2 separate regions of the Homo sapiens genome follow, and region 1 is linked to region 2. A link is a loop called in an ENCODE intact Hi-C map of the cell type or tissue named here. Cell type or tissue: heart right ventricle. All regions are shown on one strand. Links, peaks and the distances in the headings refer to the core of each region. The heading gives the core; the rest is flanking DNA. Region 1 overlaps TRAK2 (trafficking kinesin protein 2). Region 2 overlaps STRADB (STE20 related adaptor beta).

Region 1 (8,000 bases), core at 1-8,000, 79 kb after region 2:
CAATAGATTACAAGCTATTGTTGTATATTCAATCTGTATGTAGGATATTCAGATTGTCCTAGATATGATCAGTAGGATCTCCTTTAAGCTGATCTTGTACTTTTTGTCTCAGCCCTGGAATCAGCCATTTCTCCAAAGAGCTCTGGTTACTTTTATTGAAGAATTGTATTTCGAATCCAAGATCTGGGTGTTAGGTGTGCCCATTGATTGCTACTAGAGTATTGTGGCTTCTAGTCCCTCTCAGCAGGTAGGACTAGGAAATATATGTATTTCATACCTATACCTATACTATATATGTGTATATATATGTTTTCATCCATATATATATAAATATATATAATCATGAGTTCACACCATTGCCTCCAATTCCAGTCATCCTCAGCTGAGTCCCACTGAGCATGTCACCCATATTAGTTGAGTCCTCACCCCTGACCAGAGGAAGAGGAAGCTTGCTTTTTTTTTAAATGATTTTTAATGTTATAAAAGCTATGCATGTTTATTACAGAAAAGTTGGAAATTACAGAAAAGCAAAAAGCAATCGTTAAATACCATTAAATTCCACCCTCCACAGAATCACTGTCAACACTAGATTTAGTCCTCATCCCTGACTGGGGGGAAGAGGAAGCTTGCTTGTTCTTTTTTTTAAGTGATTTTTTAATATTATAAAAGCTATACATTGTTTTTTGTTGGTATTTTTGTTTTTACTTTTTTTTTTTTTTTTTTGAGACGGAGTCTCGCTCTGTCACCCAGACTGGAGTGCAGTGGTGCGATCTCAGCTCACTGAAAGCTCTGCCTCCCGGGTTCACGTCATTCTCCTGCCTCAGCCTCCCGAGTAGCTGGGACTACAGGCGCCCGCCAGCACACCCGGCTAATTTTTTTTTTTTTTTTGTATTTTTTTGTATTTTTAGTAGAGACAGGGTTTCACCATGTTAGCCAGGATGGTCTCGATCTCCTGACCTCGTGATCCACCCACCTTGGCCTCCCAAAGTGCTGGGATTACAGGTGTGAGCCACCGCACCCGGCCAGCTATACATGATTATTATAGAAAAGCTAGAAATTACAGAAAAGCAAAAAAAAAATTGTTAAATACCATTAAATCTCACCCTCCACAGCATCACTGTCAACACTGGGTTTATGGCCTTTCAGACCTTTTGTTTTTGTGTGCCTGCACATATATTTTCTATTTATCATATCAGCTTTTTCCACTACTTTCCTATTTGAAAAGATTATGAAAAGGTAGTTGGTTCTTATTTAAAAGTTATATTTCCAGAATGTCTTTTTTCCCCTGAATGTTAGCCTTGACTATTTCCTTGTATTTTATTATAAAACCAAAAGTATAGGATTGTAGAGACTCTGTTAATTTAAGGGCAACAATCACTTTAGAAATCTCAAACTCTTTTTCTTAGGAATCTTTGGCAGCTGAGATTGAGGGGACTATGCGTAAAAAGCTGAGTTTGGATGAGGAATCTTCTCTCTTTAAACAAAAGTAAGTACAGGTCACATGTGTTGTTACTCAATCATTGGAATAGAAATTAAAAAGAAGCCACAATCCAAAGTGGCAAGTATTACGAGATTCAGTAGTAATTTGCTTACTATTCAGTGTTTTCCTCACAGTGTCCTTTTTTTGTGAGAGAGTTCTCTTGTTTGAAAGCTTATTTTCTGATGATTTCTCCTAAATAGCTCCTCAGGGTGGCTTTATTTCTGATGGACTGCACATACATTCTCTTCTCTAGATGCTTTAGTGGCTAGCAGTGATAATAACGAACACTTCCTTTTTTGACAGAGCCCAACAGAAGCGGGTATTTGATACCGTCAGGATTGCCAATGACACACGGGGCCGCTCTATCTCATTCCCAGCTCTGTTACCCATTCCAGGCTCCAACCGTTCAAGTGTCATCATGACAGCAAAACCTTTTGAGTCTGGTCTTCAGCAAACAGAGGACAAATCACTCCTGAACCAGGGGAGCAGCTCAGAGGAGGTTGCAGGGTAGGAATCCGATGATAACAGTGATTCTGCATTTCTTTTCACATTGCCGCACCAGATTCACATACGCACATTCCAGCATTACTCTACTGTCCCAAGAAGGTTCTGGAACTGTCAGTTTTCCTTCACTTATGATGCCTTGTATCATTATTCATGAGACAGATCATGCCAAAGTCAAATTTTTTTGAATCTGTTTGGTCACTAGCATGAATACATCGGATGACACCTTCTCATAATCCGTGCTCATAATCTCAACCGCTTTGGTGATTTTTAGGATAAATGTAAGTTTGAATACATCTTGAGGACCATCGAGGTGCTGTCGATTTTCTGTTTATTTAAACTTGGATTTTTTTTTCATTCCTTTTATTAATTCAGTACATTGAATTCTATATAACTAGAAGGTAAACAACTTTACTGAAAAGTGAGCTGAAAGCTTTGCAAGATAGATGTTTGGCACCAAAGGGAAATGTTTCCTAACATAAAAATTCATCACACTAGGTTTCAGTTGCATTGCCTGGTCTGTCCTGGGCAGTGTTCTGCACCCACAGCAGCTTTGTGTCCTACTGCCTCACTGTCACACAATTATCTTAGGAGAAGATCTGAAACACATTTATGTGGATTTATACCCCAGTATCCCAGAGTACCCACAACTCAGCTTGCTGATCTTCCATTTGATATCAATTATAAGATAGCTTCCAGTTTCAAAAGTGTTGAAGTCAAAAAATGGGCATCAGACAACTATAAAAATGCAGTATTATATACAAATTTTGTTGTTTCCTTTTAAATGTTCTGCAGTGTTGATGGGTGATTCTGTGACCCAAAGCAAATTTTTTTCATATTTTAATATTTTTTAAATTATTATGTTTTGTAACTGATAGTATGCCTTAGTTTAATCCGTAGCGTTTTTTTCCTTCTTTATGATACATAAAATAATGGTACCTCTTGCAATCTATGATACAGATTCAGCAAAATATAATATTTACTTTCGTGACCACCTAATATGAATTTATAGATGGTTGAATGTGTAGTTTCATAAATTAAATGAAATAGAAAATTCAGAAAACACAGAATATCAATAAAGTATTATCTTGCCTTTCAAGTCATTTGCAATGATCTGTAAAAATGATATATAGTGTTGTTGGTGATTTTGGTTTGTTGTTATTACTTCTATATTCCAGGTATCTAGGAAAATATCATGTTTTTAATATCAGTCTCTTGAATGCTTACCATTATAGAAAGGAGAGGTCTGGGTCATGCTGATGATCCTCAAGATCTAATCAGTGAACGCGATTTTCCTATAGGAGCTCCCAGAAGATGGGCCAACCAGGACCCTCAGGAGATAGTGATTTGGCTACAGCACTGCATCGCCTTAGCTTGCGTCGACAAAACTATTTAAGTGAGAAGCAGTTCTTTGCTGAAGAATGGCAGCGGAAGATCCAGGTTCTGGCAGACCAGAAGGAAGGAGTTAGTGGCTGTGTCACCCCGACAGAGAGCCTTGCCTCTCTCTGCACCACCCAGTCAGAGATCACAGACCTCAGCAGTGCCAGTTGCCTTCGAGGTTTTATGCCAGAAAAATTACAAATTGTCAAGCCCCTTGAAGGTAATAAATCAGTAAGGGCCCTTACTAAGCCATGTGACTTACTGGAAGTTCCTTTCCCTGGAATTGAGATTTGTGTCTTAATTATAGGAACATTATGTGCAGATGATCTTTTTATCCCTTAATCTTGCTGTTTGGGTGGCAAGACTGTAGTACTTTGTGGAAAATTAATGAATGAAGAGAGTTGCATTCTCTGAATCATCAGCCAGCAGTTCTCTTCTGATGTTTTTTAATATAAACGTGAGCAGGGAAGAGGAGTAATCTTTTTCTGTCCTTTGCTAAGGAATATCATTGACAGCAGTTTCCATGGTTAGATGAATAAGATATGATAAATGATAATGATCTAGAGATAATAATTCATCTCCACCTTCCTTTTCAAAAGAGTTTTTTACCCAAAAGTATAATTGACTTAGAGGTGTGTGTGTACCTGTATTTTTCCTTTTTTCAGTTTAGTTTCTATACTCTCCTAAGAAAGAGCTTGAATTCAAAATAAATTCCTTCATTTTCTGGAACAATGACAATCATTGAATGATTCTCTGATATTATCCTAAAAGAGTTCTGCATTAAATGAAATTTTGAGTGTGTAACTTATAAAGACCCCTCAAACTCAAAGATTTTATAACTTAGTTGTATTCATTAATGATCAGTGCAGATATTTGTTGGAGTTGCCATTTTTAGGATGAAATGACTACAGTGACATAATTAGACATTGCATCTGGTGCAATTACTTGGGATGATCATTCACCAGGGTTCTGTAGCCTGGAACCAGTAGAACATATCCTCCTTTTCATTATCTTCTTCATTTTCCTATTCTCCCTGGGAGCCTGGCTTTTGACTTTCACCTTCATAGGCATAGTTCCAGGCCAGAGAAGTATTGACTTTTTTGTCACCTGGGAAAATACAGCCCACCTCTTAGGCACGTATCTTCCATCACTGCCTCAGCAGCTAAGCTCCTTTCCTATTAAGGGTGTCTCCTTGGGTTTTTTTTCACCCCTTTAGGTGTCCTCCTTAACTATTAAAACAGATTATGACTCATACCTTTGACATCTTGTCATCTTCCACTGAAAACTTTAATTTGCAGCTTTTACCAAATTATTAACACCAAATAAATAGTTTTATTGCTGTCATTATTGTTATTACACATATAATTTTAGCTTGTGTTTTAAGATTTGTGGGAAATGTAAAACATGCCTTTCCCCTTCCTTTGTTTTGCATATTCAGGATCACAAACTCTGTATCACTGGCAGCAGCTTGCTCAACCAAACTTGGGAACCATCCTTGATCCACGACCAGGTGTCATTACTAAAGGCTTTACCCAGTTGCCCGGGGATGCTATTTATCACATCTCAGATTTAGAAGAGGATGAAGAGGAGGGTATTACTTTTCAGGTTCAGCAACCTCTTGAAGTGGAAGAGAAACTTTCAACATCCAAGCCAGTAACAGGGATCTTCCTGCCACCCATTACTTCAGCAGGTGGACCAGTTACAGGTGAGAAGAGTGTCTGGTTGAATATGGTATAATAACCAGAAGTACTTTGCATTCTGACTTACTAGACAGTCAGCTGGCTACCTCTGCTCACTGGAGGGTACTTAATCTTGCATATCAGATAATGAAAATCTATAGCATTAGTGGCATTCCTAATTCTCTCCACTTTATCTTAGCCAGCCTGCGTTAGTAGATTGGGTAGAGAGCTGGATGAATTCAAGTCAGTGGTTCACAAACCTTTTGGGCTCAGAAACTCTTTATACTCTAAAAAATCATTGAGAATTCCAGAGAGCCTATCTGTGCAGGTTATATCTATTGACATTTAATATATCATAAATCAAAACTGAAAAACCATAAAAATATGTATTAACTCATTTAAAATAATTGTGTTACACAAATATGTTTAATGAAAAATAGCTAATTTTTTTACATAGTGAGAAAAACAGTTGTTCAAGTCTCTAATTTTTGACTTAATACAAAATAGCTTTATTCTCATTATCAGCATCTGCCTTCAGTCTATTGCAATATGTTGTTTCAGTTGAACAATATGAAGGAAATGCAGCCAGGCACAAACATGCAGTTGGAAAGAGTGTTTTAATAGTCTTTTCAGATATGTGTAGCTATTTTTTGATATTACACTAAAACTAGGTAAGTAGTAGTTTCTTGAACGTTTGTAGCAATGTGAGATCTGAAACCCTAACAATGAACTTTTCATTACTTTGTTAACATTAAAATGCATTGGTCAGGCTGGGTGTGGTAGCTCACACCTGTAATCCCAGCACTTTGGGAGATCGAGGTGGGCAGTCACCTGAGGTCAGGAGTTTGAGACCAGCCTGGCCAACATGGTGAAACCCTGTCTCTACTAAAAAAAAAAAAAAATTAAATTAAATGCATTGGTCGTATCCTACATTTTGAATATATCTTTGAGCCATGCTTGATTTTTAAGATCATGCGTTGGTCATTTAGAAAATGTTGATTGGTTCATGGAGTTATGCAGATTTTCCAAATATTGGCACATTTTATTACGTAAAAATATTAAAATCATATTAATATCACCACCTACTCATCAGAAAAGTCTTCAAGGATGTTCATGCTTTCAGTGGTGGATACGAGTTTTCCAAAACTCACTTTTTCTTGAAAGCTCACATTTTGTTAGCTGTTTTTCTTGAAGGACAGGCTCACTTCATTCATTTTTAACATGTCTGTCTTTCACCCAAGTCTGAATTACTATAGTTTGTCTGTTAGTTCTTTCAAGTAAAAATGGTATTCCATGAGAAAATTTCAAATCAGTTGCACAAGTGTTTTCCTCTAGATAACCACTGTATCTCAGTGTGCAGCAAGAGTGCTTAATACATCCTTCCCATTTTTCATCACACAGAACAGGAAAAAGACTCAACGGCCAAGATCCAAAATTTAATAGATAATTTTTACTGCTACTTCAAGGACATTCTTAAGTGAATATGGCTTTTTAAAAAATACCAAGTGCATAACAATAAAGAAGACTAGTACAACTTGGTGATATTGCCTTGTTTTGTGCTGAGGAGCCATCAATTTTGCCTTCCATTGCTTTTGCACCAGCAGTGCAAATGTCAACCCAGTCAAAAAGAAAAGGCCTCTGTCTTACCATTACTATGAAAGTAGCTTTGACATGTAGACTCCCACAGAGTCTGCAGACCACACTTTGAGAACCACTAGAGTAGATAAATTTGGCTGAATCATTTGGATACTAGATCTTGATTTTTTTAATGTATTTTTTCAGTTTTCTCATTTCTAATCTTTGTTTATGCCTTTTGCTTTACAGTTTTAAAGTATTGGATTCACCTATATACTAACCAGTTGATACTAGTACAATCTTTATGTATATTTATTTCATTTCCAGATTTGGGGATTTTTAATACAAAAGGTACTTGATAAATGCTATATTATTAATAAATAATGATGAGCTTTTTACATTATTAATCTAGACTTTCAATCTTGTATTTGCTCCCTAAAAATCTATTTCAGTTGCAACCGCCAACCCAGGAAAGTGCCTGTCGTGCACAAACTCAACATTCACTTTCACCACCTGTAGAATATTACATCCCTCTGACATCACTCAGGTTACCCCCAGGTAAGAGTGCCTGGGAAATCTGGGGCCTCACTTCTTTCCTCAGCTATATTTTCATGAATTTCTTTTTAAAATTACCTTCATTTTAATTTCCAGAATGTTAATTAATGTTCTGTGATAATGTGTCTTTAGAATATTTTCACATTGCATTTTCTCATTTGATTATTAAAAAAGTAGGCAGGGCAAGTGAGTATGTATTGTGTAGAGTAAACTGAGGCATGGAAGGTTGAGGTGACTGGTCCTAGGGCAGACAACTAATAAATAACGCAGCTGGGGCAATATACCCAGAGTTAGCCAAACTGCAAGATTTACAGGGCCAGTCCTCTGCACAAGCTCACCTTCACTTCTGACAACACCTGCAAGTGCAGAGGGTTCCCAAAACCACTTTCAGGTTCAGCAATTTGCTAGAAGATCTCACAGAACTCACAGCAAGTTGTTATACTTGTGGCTACTGTATTACAAGGAACGAATACAGGTTAAAATTATCCAAAGGAAGAAAGGCATAGGGCAGAGTCTTGGAGAATTCTACACGTGTCCTTAGGATTCATTACTCTCCTGGTATTGATATGTGGCAGTACACACAGAATATTACCAACCAGGGAAGTTCACCCAAGTATTAGTGTTTACAGTCTGTATTGAGGCTTCATTGTGTAGGTATGATTGATTGAACTCAGTTCAACAGAGTTGAACTCAGTCTTCTGGCCAACTGATACTGCATGACTCAAAGGCCCTACCCTAAATCACGTGGTTGGTCTTTTTGGCATGGCCATTCCTCACCCTAAGACTACTGGGTGTGGCCTGGCTCACCCTAAGATTTAGTGTGATCA
Region 2 (10,115 bases), core at 852-8,851:
AGTACCCTCCAGTGCATAAAACGAAGCTATATTGTGTCTTCATCTTCCCAGAGATGATGTCAATTCCAAGTGTTCTACCATGCTTTGTTTCCCTAGCACCTAACACAATCACCGGTGTGTAGTGTTTAATAGATGTTTCTAAATATTCAGAGCAAATGTTTCACATATGTAAAGCTATAAACAATAACCCATCCTATTCCACACTTAACTGAAAAAGCTTTCTACTACAAATGATATTTTAGATAAATTTTTAAACTGAGAAGCAATTTAAAGGATTGTGACTGAAAAGATTTAGATGACTTGATTTTACTTCATACCCAGTAGAAATTATACCCATAAAATAGATGCTTCCCACAATAAACACACAAATAATAAGTATTTAGTGTCTTCCTCATCTAAATGTACTTCAATGGAAAAGTAAACGTTCTAGACAGTAATCTTGAAAAAATCTGAGTCATTATTTTAAGATAGACATAAATTAATTGAATCCACTTGACTGACACAATTAGCATCTAGTTTTATGCTGGAGGTAACAACAGAAAAACACTTGCCCACAAAATAATCTTTTTGTCATCAATTTAATTTCTAGCACTGAAGGGTCAATTAGAAATTCAGGATTATTACCTATTTCTACTTGGAGCTCATAGTGAGAAACGTTGGTGGAACATAGTACTTCACTGGCTCTAGTGGATGGACGTGACCAGGAAAGGGTTGGCTCATCAACCTGCATTTGTTTTTAAAGATAAAAACAAAATAGATGAACTTCTTGGTCCCCCTGCCCTAATATAAAACACTGGTGTTATATTTTCAAACACAGAGGTGCTCATTAGGAAGGTACTGCAAGGTGGCTTAAGACACTGTTTTAAGATCTAAAATGAATTTACCAATTGCTCATTGATGTTAGGTAGAAAGCTGTTAGCCTATGGAGAGGGCAGGAAAAGCAGATTTACAGATAGCAAGGAATACTTCCCAGTGTAATTTCCAGTAAAATGTTTAGGAGTTGCGAAGAATGTTAATTCTTCAGGATAGCTGACAAATGTACCAAGCGAAGAGCTGCAGGGACCTGTGAGGGATATTCTATGCTTGTGCTCTTGCTTTAAGCTAGAGCCATATTTCACAAGGTACATGCTCTGCTACTGAAGATGTTAACAGTCAAGGAACAGTTTCCAGACTGCAGCCTATTAAAATTGCTGATGAAGTTTTTTGCAAGATGAATCAGATGGGAGGTCAGAAAGAAAAATCAAAGAAGACAGACCTCCTAAGTGAATGACCAAGTACTGATAGGAGGTCTCATGGTGTGCTTTGGAGTGAGAGTCAGGTTTGCACCTGAATACAGTGACAGTGAAATAACATGGATGTATGAAAAAGAAGCCTAAACTACTGGCTTCATATGATAACCATGAGGGTCTCCCAATGGACATAACTACTCCAAAGGACACTTAGGAGCCTCTACAGACAGATGGCAGGGGAAGGAAGAAAGGGGAAAAATAACATTACTATGTGCTAGGAATTGTGTTAACTCCTTTTCACATTCTTGGCTCTTTTTAATCAAGAGACAGAGATGGAGTTTGAAACAGTGACAGGATTAAATGTTCCCTAAACTTTAAGAGAGCAGGAAAAAAGGAATTATAAACCCATGGCTAAAGATAAATAAGGCTGACTATTGTTCAAGAGGAATGAAAGAATGTAAAAAGAAATTCTACTATACGATTGGAAATAATCCTGATGAGAAAACAAATCAAAATAAAGCAATTTAGTTTCTCTTTTTTTCTGCCTCTTTACAATCTGATGGAAGCAATTCAGTTTCTTTAAAACAGGTAGTCTTCAGATAAACTCAGATTTAATGACCACATAAAAGAGACAGAAAGAACATATAACAGCTTTAAAAATTTTTTAAGTGATATCAACCTGTAAGCCTGTCGGGAAGGCTAGAGATGTAATGAGCTAAGGCTTATAATTCACAGGCTTGGAAAAAAACGGCATAATGTTACTGGGTGATGGACTAAAATCACAACTAATCAGCCTCTATTTTGCTTCCATCTATTCCATTGGGGAATTAGTCTTATTTAAACTAGAAGGGACACATGTTGTAAATAAGTATTCAAAGCTCTAAACAGGTTGTTTTAAGTAGGTTCAAACCTCCAGGCCCAGGGCAATTACACTTAGGATACGAAGTTTGCAACTATGATAGAACTCAGATGAAAAACCAGAATAAAAGTAGCAAACAATGACCCAATTTTCAAAAAGGGAGAAAACTACAAAGGGGCAAGCTTGATGCTGTTGCCCAGCAAAGTCAGAGATCAAATTATTCAATAGGTGAATTATGGGCACTTTAAAAAGCCACATGGTAATCACAAGAAGACAACTCAGATTTACTAAGAGTAAATCATCCCAAACTAACCTCACTTCTCTTTTTCATTTGACCAGTTAGATGATAGAAAGCAAAAATTATGGCAAAGTCCTTGCCTTTGCTCTGTTAAACTTTTTAATGACTTCCTGAAACTGAAAAAGGCTGGCTTGAAAAAAGAAAAAGTATGGATCATGCATTGTTGGGCATAGCTAATTACCAAAAAAAAAAAAAAAAAAAAAAAGAAAAAAAAAAGGCAGGACTCACAATCATCCTGAACAGCTAGAAAACTGGGCCCAGATCAGTAAAATTTTACAAGGATAAATGCAAAACCTTACACTTAAGTTAAAAAAAAAAACAAAAAACCAATAGCCTAAATACAAAATTGAGGATACCAGGTTTATGACTCAGAGGTTTCAGTCAATACCATGACAGAGAAGGTTAAATAAAAGCACAATATTGAGCTACATTTACAGAAGCAAAATTGAGCAGACTGGAAGAGACAAGAGTTTCACTGTATTCTGAAATGATTAGTATCTGGAGCACCATGGATAATTGAGACACCACAATTTAAGAGGGAATTGTAAAATGGTGATTGTAAAATGGTGATGCCTAGAGAAGGCCAACCAAATTGGTGAAGGTTCCAGCAACAATGAAGGAGTTGGAAATATTTAATCTGGAAAAGAAAATATTAAGAATATATATAGTTGCCATTTGCAAGTGGCCAAAAGACTAATATAGAAGGGTAAACAATTGTTCAGCGAGAAGAGCTGAGATCAACAGATAGAAGCTCCAGGAAGTAGATTTCAGTTCCGCCTAAGAAATATGGAGTAACCGGTGCCATCCAAGTGTGGCTCAGGCATCAAGCTGCCTCTTTCCATTATCCTCTCTCCATTGATATATTTGGAGGTTGGACGACCACCATTGACAGTAGTTGAGCTACAGGGAGGTACAAGAACTGGAAGTGAAGAGGGAATGGTCAGCAATTGGAAGGCTAGGAAAAGAAAAGTTTTGATGCCCACAAATGTCTGCTTGCAGCGAAAGGAAGTACTGTGATATGAATTTCAAGTACTTTGACAGCTGTCATTACTTCTCCATTATACATTAAACTGCTTCTAATTATGATTTGGTTTCCCATGTAACTTTTCTATAAGAGTGGATTGATAATACAATGTAAGGGCACCATTTCCTCTGGCACTGGGAGACTGGGTTTGTAATGAGCTTGATTAATGTGGATCTGATACTGAAATATGGCTCCACTCTAGGTTTGCTGACTAAATCCAGTTTATGATCCTAAGAGGCTGAGGAACAGACCCTACATCATAGTTCAATAATCAAGCCAATGAATAGCACTCTGAAGTGTTTTCAGAGAGATCCTGCCAGACTTTTACTTGTGGTGAAACATACCTTTCTGTATGTTTCTATTTTTCTATGATGACTATTTTTCTATGATGGAGCTCTTTTTATTTAAATTTCTACAATGAACTCTCAGAGATATTGTAGAGAACACTCCCTACATTAGTTGAAAATTAGACCAGATGGCCTCTCATGAATCACTGTAATGCTAAAATTGCATTATTTTAAAAAGCATCTCAGCTCAAACATCACAGCCTTTCATTTGCAAAGGTTAACTATAGAAAATGAATTTTCCTACAGATAGAGGGGTTTCCGAAGTTATAGGAGACATAAATCACTTGGAAAACCAGACTGTCCTCCAAACATGATATTTTAACATAAAATTTAATTCTATCTATAAAGTCCAGGCCAATGGAGAACAAGTTGTCCAAAGAAAAGACAACAGATGGTGTTTTACAGCATGACTCAGAGAGCGCACAAGGAAGTTTTTCTAGTCATCAGGCACCAGTTTCCAGCTGGTGTCAACTTACATTATACAACTTTTCCAATTCATTTTTCCATGAGAGACTTCAGATTATGCTTCTGCTTCTCTCACTGAAGATTTTAGTCTAAGTCTACTAACAGAGAGAGATGTGACATTTCAATCCTTAAATTATAAAAAGGCTCCAACCTGAAGGTTTGAAGGATTCAGGTGGCAGCTGTGAACGTTTGCTTAGTTCTAGGCCTCTCTCTCAGTAACAGCATGGAGACAAGAATCACTTTCCTTTCTGCCTCACCCAAAGGGAATTACTTAAATTAAAACTCAGACTGGGAGGGAGGTGGATAAAGATGGCTGAATGGAACCCTCCAGCAATCTTCCCTCACCCTTCAGGAACACCAAATTGAACAACTATCCAAACAAGAAGGCACCTTTGTAAGAATAAAAAATAAGGTGAGCTATCACAGTACCTGTTTTTAACTTCCTATCACTGAAAGAGGCACTGAGCAGGGTAGGAAAGACAGTCTTGAATAGCTGATGCCTCCCCTCCCGCATCCCCCGGGGAGGGAGAGTGCAGTGATTGTGGGACTTTGCACTGGAACTCAGTGTTGCCTGTCACAGCAGAGAGCAACACAGTAAAGAATGCAGCCAGTGCCCAAGGAGGGAGCATTTAGATCAGCCTTAGCCAGAGGGGAATCACCCATCCCAGCAGCTGGAACCTGAATTCCAGCAAGCCTTGTCTGCCACCACAGGCTGAGGCCCTCTGGGGTCCTAAATAAACTTGAAAGGTAGTCTAGGCCATGAGGACTGCAATTCCAGGGCAATTCCTGGTGCTGTGCTGGGCTTGGAGCCAGTGGACTTGGGGGGCCCATGACCTAGTGAGACACTAGTCAGGGCAGCCAAGGGAGTGCTTCTGTCACTCCTATTCCAACCCCAGGCAGTGCAGCTTGTAGCTCCAGGAGATTCCTTCCTTTCCCTTGAGGAGGGGAGAGGAAAGGAAAGAATAAAGAGGACTTTGTCTTGCAACTTGGATACCAGCTCAGCCACAGTAGAATAGGGTACCAGGCAGAGTCCTGAGGCCCCCATTCCAAGCCCTAGCTCCTGGACAACATTTCTAGACACACCCTGGGCCAGAAGGGAAACTGCTCCCATGAAGGGAAGGACCTAGTTCTGGCAGGATCCATCACCTGCTGACCAAGACCTTGCGCCTTGAATAAACATCAACAGTATCCAGGCAGTACCTGCTGTGGGCCTTGGGTGAAACTCAGGGCCATGCTGGCTTCAGGTGTGAACCAGCACATTCCCAACTGTGGTGGCCACAGGTAGAGGCTCCTTCTGGTTGAGTAGAGGAGAGGGGACAGTAAAGGGGGCTTGGTCTTGCAGCTTGGGTACCAGCTCAGCCACAGTAGGCTAGAGCACCAAGCAGACTCCTGGGGTCCCTGATTCCAGGCCTTGGCTCCTGGATAGCACTTCTGGACTGGCCCTGGGCTAAAGGGTAGCCCACTGCCCTGAAGGGAGAAACCCAGGCCTGGCAATATTCACCACAAGCTGACAGAAGAGCCCTCGGGCCTCAAGTGAACACTGGCAATAGCCAGGCAGGACTCTGCAATGGGCCTGGGACAATGGTGGCCATGAGGAGAGACTCCTTCTGCCTGAGGAAAGGAGAGGGAAGAATGGGAAGGACTTTGTCCTGTGGTTTGGGTGCCAGCTCAGCTGCAGTAGAATAGAGCACAAAGTAGATTCCTAAGGTTCCTGACCCATGGCCCTGGCTCCCAGAAGGCATTTCTGGACCCACCCAGGGCCAGGTGGGGAGCTCACTGCCCTGAAGAGAAGGACACAGCCTGGCTGGATTCAACACCTGGTGACTGAAGAGCCCTTGGTATCCTTGAGTGAACATCCAGCTGGGCAGTGGTGGCTGCAGGCCTGGGGCAAGACCCAGTGCTGTGCTGAGCTTCAGGTCTGACCCAGTGCAGTCCTAGTGGTGGTGGCAACAGGGGTAATTGTGTCACCCCTCGCCCAGCTCCAGGCAGCTCAGCATGGAAAGAGAAACTGTTTGGGGGAAAAGTAAGGGAAGAAAACGAGATTCCCTGCCTAGTAATCCAGGTAATTCTCTCAGACCTTACCCAAGACCACCAAGATGGTACCTCTGTGAGTCTGCAAGAGTCACAGTTTTGCTGGGCTTGAAGTGGTCCCTAATGCAGATAGAGTTACAGTGACCAAAGACTTAGATCACAATACTCAATTCCCTGTGAATACTTGGAAAGCCTTCCCAAGAAGGATGGGTACAAATAAGTTCAGCCTTCAAAGACTATGATAAATACGTAACTCTTCAATGCCCAGACATTAATGAACATCCACAAGCATCAAGAACATCTAGGAAAACATGATTTCACCAAATGAGCAAAGTAAGGTACCAGTGACCAATCCCGAAGTGACAGAGATACGTGACCTTCCAGACAGAGAAGTTGAAATAGCTGTTTTGAGGAAGTTCAACAAATTTCAAGATAACACAGAGAAGGAATTCAGAATCCCATCAGATAAATTTAACAAAGAGATGGAAATAATTTTTTAAAAATCAAGCAAATTCTAATTCAACTGACATACTGAAGAATGCATTAGAGTCTCAATAGCAAAACTGATCAAGCAGAAGAAAGAATTAGTGAGACTGAAGACAGGCTATTTGAAAATACAGAGAAGACAAAAGAAAAAAGAATATGAAAGAATGAAGCACACCTATAAGATCTAGAAAACAGCCTCAAAAGGGCATATCTAAGATTTATCGGCATTGAAGAGGAGGTAGAGAAAGAAATCAGAATAGAAAGTTTATTCAAAGGGATAATAACACAGAACTTTCCAAGCCTAGAGAAAGATATCAATATCCAAGTATCCAAGAAGTTATCCAAGTATCCAAGATATCAATATCCAGTATCCAAGAAGGTTATGGAACACCCAGCAGATTTAACCCAAAAAAGACATTTAACAATCAAACTTCCAAAGGTCAAGGATAAAGAAAGGATACTAAAAGAAGTAAGAAAAAAGAAAGAACATATAAAGGGGCTCCAATACATCTTGCAGCAGACTTATCAGTGGAAACCTTACAGGCCAGGAGAGAGTAGCACAACATATTTAAAGTGCTGAAGGAAAACCTTTTTTTTTTTTTTTTTGAGACAGTCTCACTCTGTCACCCAGGCTGGAGTGCAATGGTGCAATCTTGGCTCACTGCAACCTCCACCTCCCAAGTTCAAGCAATTCTGCCTCAGCCTCCCAAGTAGGCGGGATTACAGGCGTGTGCCACCACGCCCAGCTAATTTTTTGTATTTTTAGTAGAGATGGGGTTTCACCATGTTAGCCAGGATGGTCTCAATCTCCTGACCTTGTGATCCACCCACCCTGGCCTCCCAAAGTGCTGGGATTACAGGTGTGAGCCACCAAACCCAGTGAAAAACTTTCATAGTTTATCCAGTGAAAATATCCTTCAAACATGGAAGAAGAACTTTCCCAGACAAACAAAAGCTGAGGGATTTCATCAATGCCAGACCTCTCCTACAAGAAATGCTAAAGGGAGTTTTTCAATCTCAAAGAAAAGGTTGTTAACGAGCAGTAAGAAATTATCTGAAGGTACAAAACTCACTGGTAATAAATACACAGATAAAAACAGACTATTATAACATTGTAATTGTGGTGTGTAAACTACTCATATCTTTAGTAGAAAGATTAAAAGATGAACAAATGATAACTGCAATACCTTTTCAAAATAGTACAAGAAGATATAAATAGAAACCATAAAAACTTAAAAAACAGGAGGAATGAAGTTAAAGTGTACAGTTTTTATTAGTTCTCTTCGCCTGTTTGTTTTTGCAATCAGTGTCAAGTTGTCACTTTAAAATAACATGTTATGTTATTTGCAAGCCTCATGGTAACCTCAAATCATAAAATCTACAACACATACACACACAACAAAATAAAAAACAAGAAACTAAAACATACTGCCAGAGAAAATAAACTTCACAAAAAAGAAGAAGACAGGAAGGAAGGAAGAGAATACAAAACAAATAACAAAAGCCAGCAGTTAAGTCCTTATCAATCATAACACTGAATGTCAATGGATTAAACTCTCCAATGAATAGACATAGAGTAGCTGAATCGATTAAAAAAAGATTCAATTATCTGTTGCCTACAAGAACCACACTTCACCTATAAAGACACTCATAGACTGAAAATAAATAGTGGAAGAAAAATATTCCATATAAATGGAAACCGAAAAAGAACAGGAATCGATATACACATATATCAGGCAAAATAAATTTCAAGGAAAAACTTATAAAAAGAGACATGGAAGGTCATTATATAATCCTAAGCAAAAAGAACAAAACTGGAGGAATCACATTACCTCACTTCAAATTATACTACAGAGCTATTATAACCAAAACAGCATGGTACTTGTATACAAACAGACACACAGACCAATGGAACAGAACAGAGAACTCAGAAATAAATCCATACTACAGTGAACTCATTTTTGACAAAGAAGCCAAGAACATACACTGGGGAAAGGATAGTCTCTTCAATAAGTGGTGCTGGGAAAACTGGATATTCGTATGCAGAAGAATGAAAGTAGACCCCTATCTCTTGCTATATTAAAAAATAAAATTGAAATGGATTAAAGACTTAAATCTAAGACCTCAAACTATGAAATCACTACAAGAAAAGATGGAGGAAGCTGTCCAGGAAATTGGTCTGGGCAAAGATTAATTGAGTTATACCCCAAAAGTAGAGGCAATCAAGCAAAAATGGACAAATGAGATCACAGCAAGTTAAAAAGCTTCTGCACAGCAAAAGAAAAAACAAAGTGAAGAGACAACCCACAGAATGGGAGAAAATATTTGCAAATTACCCATCTGATAAGGGATTAATAACCAGAATATATAAGGAGCTCAAACAATCCAATTTAAAAAATCTAACAATCTGATTTAAAAATGGGCAAAAGATCTAGAAATAAACATTTCTCAAAAGAAGACATACAGTTCTGGGCACATTGGCTCAGACTGTAAGCCCAATACTCTGGGAGGCTGAGGTGGGAGGATCACTTGAGGCTAGGAGTTCAAGATCGGCCTGGTCAACATAGTGAGACCTCTTTTAATTAGCTGGGTGTGGTAATACACACCTGTAGTCATAGCTTATCAATAACCTGAGGTGAAAGGATTGCTTGAACCCAGGAGTTAAAGGCTGCTGTGAGCTATGATTACACCACTGCAGTGCAGCTGGGTGGCAAAGCAAGATGCCATCTCTAAAAAAAATAGAAATAAAAATAATTTTTTTTAAAAGATGACATACAAATGGCAAACAGGTACATGAAAAAGTGCCCAACATCACTGATCATCAGAGAAATGCAAATCAAAACTACAAGGGAATATCATCTCACCCTAGTTAAAATGGCTTTTATCCAAAAGACAGGCAATAACAAATGCTGGTGAGGATATGGAGAAAAGAGAATCCTCATATGCTGTTGGTGATGATGCAAATTAGTACAACCACTATAGAGAACAGTATGGAGGTTCCTCAAAAAACTAAAAAAAAAAAAAAAAACTACCATATGATCCAGCGATCCCACTGATAGGTATATATCCAAAAGAAAAGAAATCAGTATATTGAAGAGATATATACACATCCATGTTTATTGCAGCACTACTGACAATAGCCAAGACTTGGAAGAAACTTAAGTGTCTATCAACAGATGAATGGATAAAGAAAATGTGGTACATATGTACAATGGAATACTATTTAGCCACAAAAAAGAATGAGATACTACCATTTGCAACAACATGGATGGAAGTGAAGGACACTATGTTAAGTGAAATATGGCAGGCCCAGAAAGACAAACTTCACATGTCACTCACCTGTGGGAGCTAAAAATTAAAACAATTGAACTCATGG

What was found. Hi-C counts contacts between places; a loop is a spot of excess contacts. Peaks named below come from ENCODE experiments on the same cell type or tissue, not always from the same donor. Only the 100,000 strongest peaks of a DNase experiment are listed, where the experiment ranks them.
Region 1: a loop joins it to region 2, with 3 times the contacts of the local background. A loop is called at or near these places in 12 of 110 quality-filtered maps.

The regions. Positions count from the first base shown.
Region 1 is chr2:201,383,287-201,391,286 of GRCh38, reverse strand. It overlaps TRAK2 (trafficking kinesin protein 2), which reads left to right. Exons shown (of 16, transcript NM_015049.3): 11 at 1,407-1,486; 12 at 1,784-1,987; 13 at 3,286-3,584; 14 at 4,803-5,069; 15 at 7,071-7,176. Among named protein-coding and RNA genes, the nearest start is that of FLACC1, 30 kb to the right of the region's middle. In heart right ventricle, for the core only: no CTCF peak of the experiment used is centred there; no DNase peak of the experiment used is centred there; H3K27ac peaks cover 531 bases.
Region 2 is chr2:201,460,562-201,470,676 of GRCh38, reverse strand. STRADB (STE20 related adaptor beta) reads right to left here. Exons shown (of 12, transcript NM_018571.6): 4 at 625-724. Among named protein-coding and RNA genes, the nearest start is that of STRADB, 14 kb to the right of the region's middle. RefSeq lists an enhancer at 5,496-5,995. In heart right ventricle, for the core only: no CTCF peak of the experiment used is centred there; a DNase peak (open chromatin) is centred at 5,016; H3K27ac peaks cover 2,786 bases.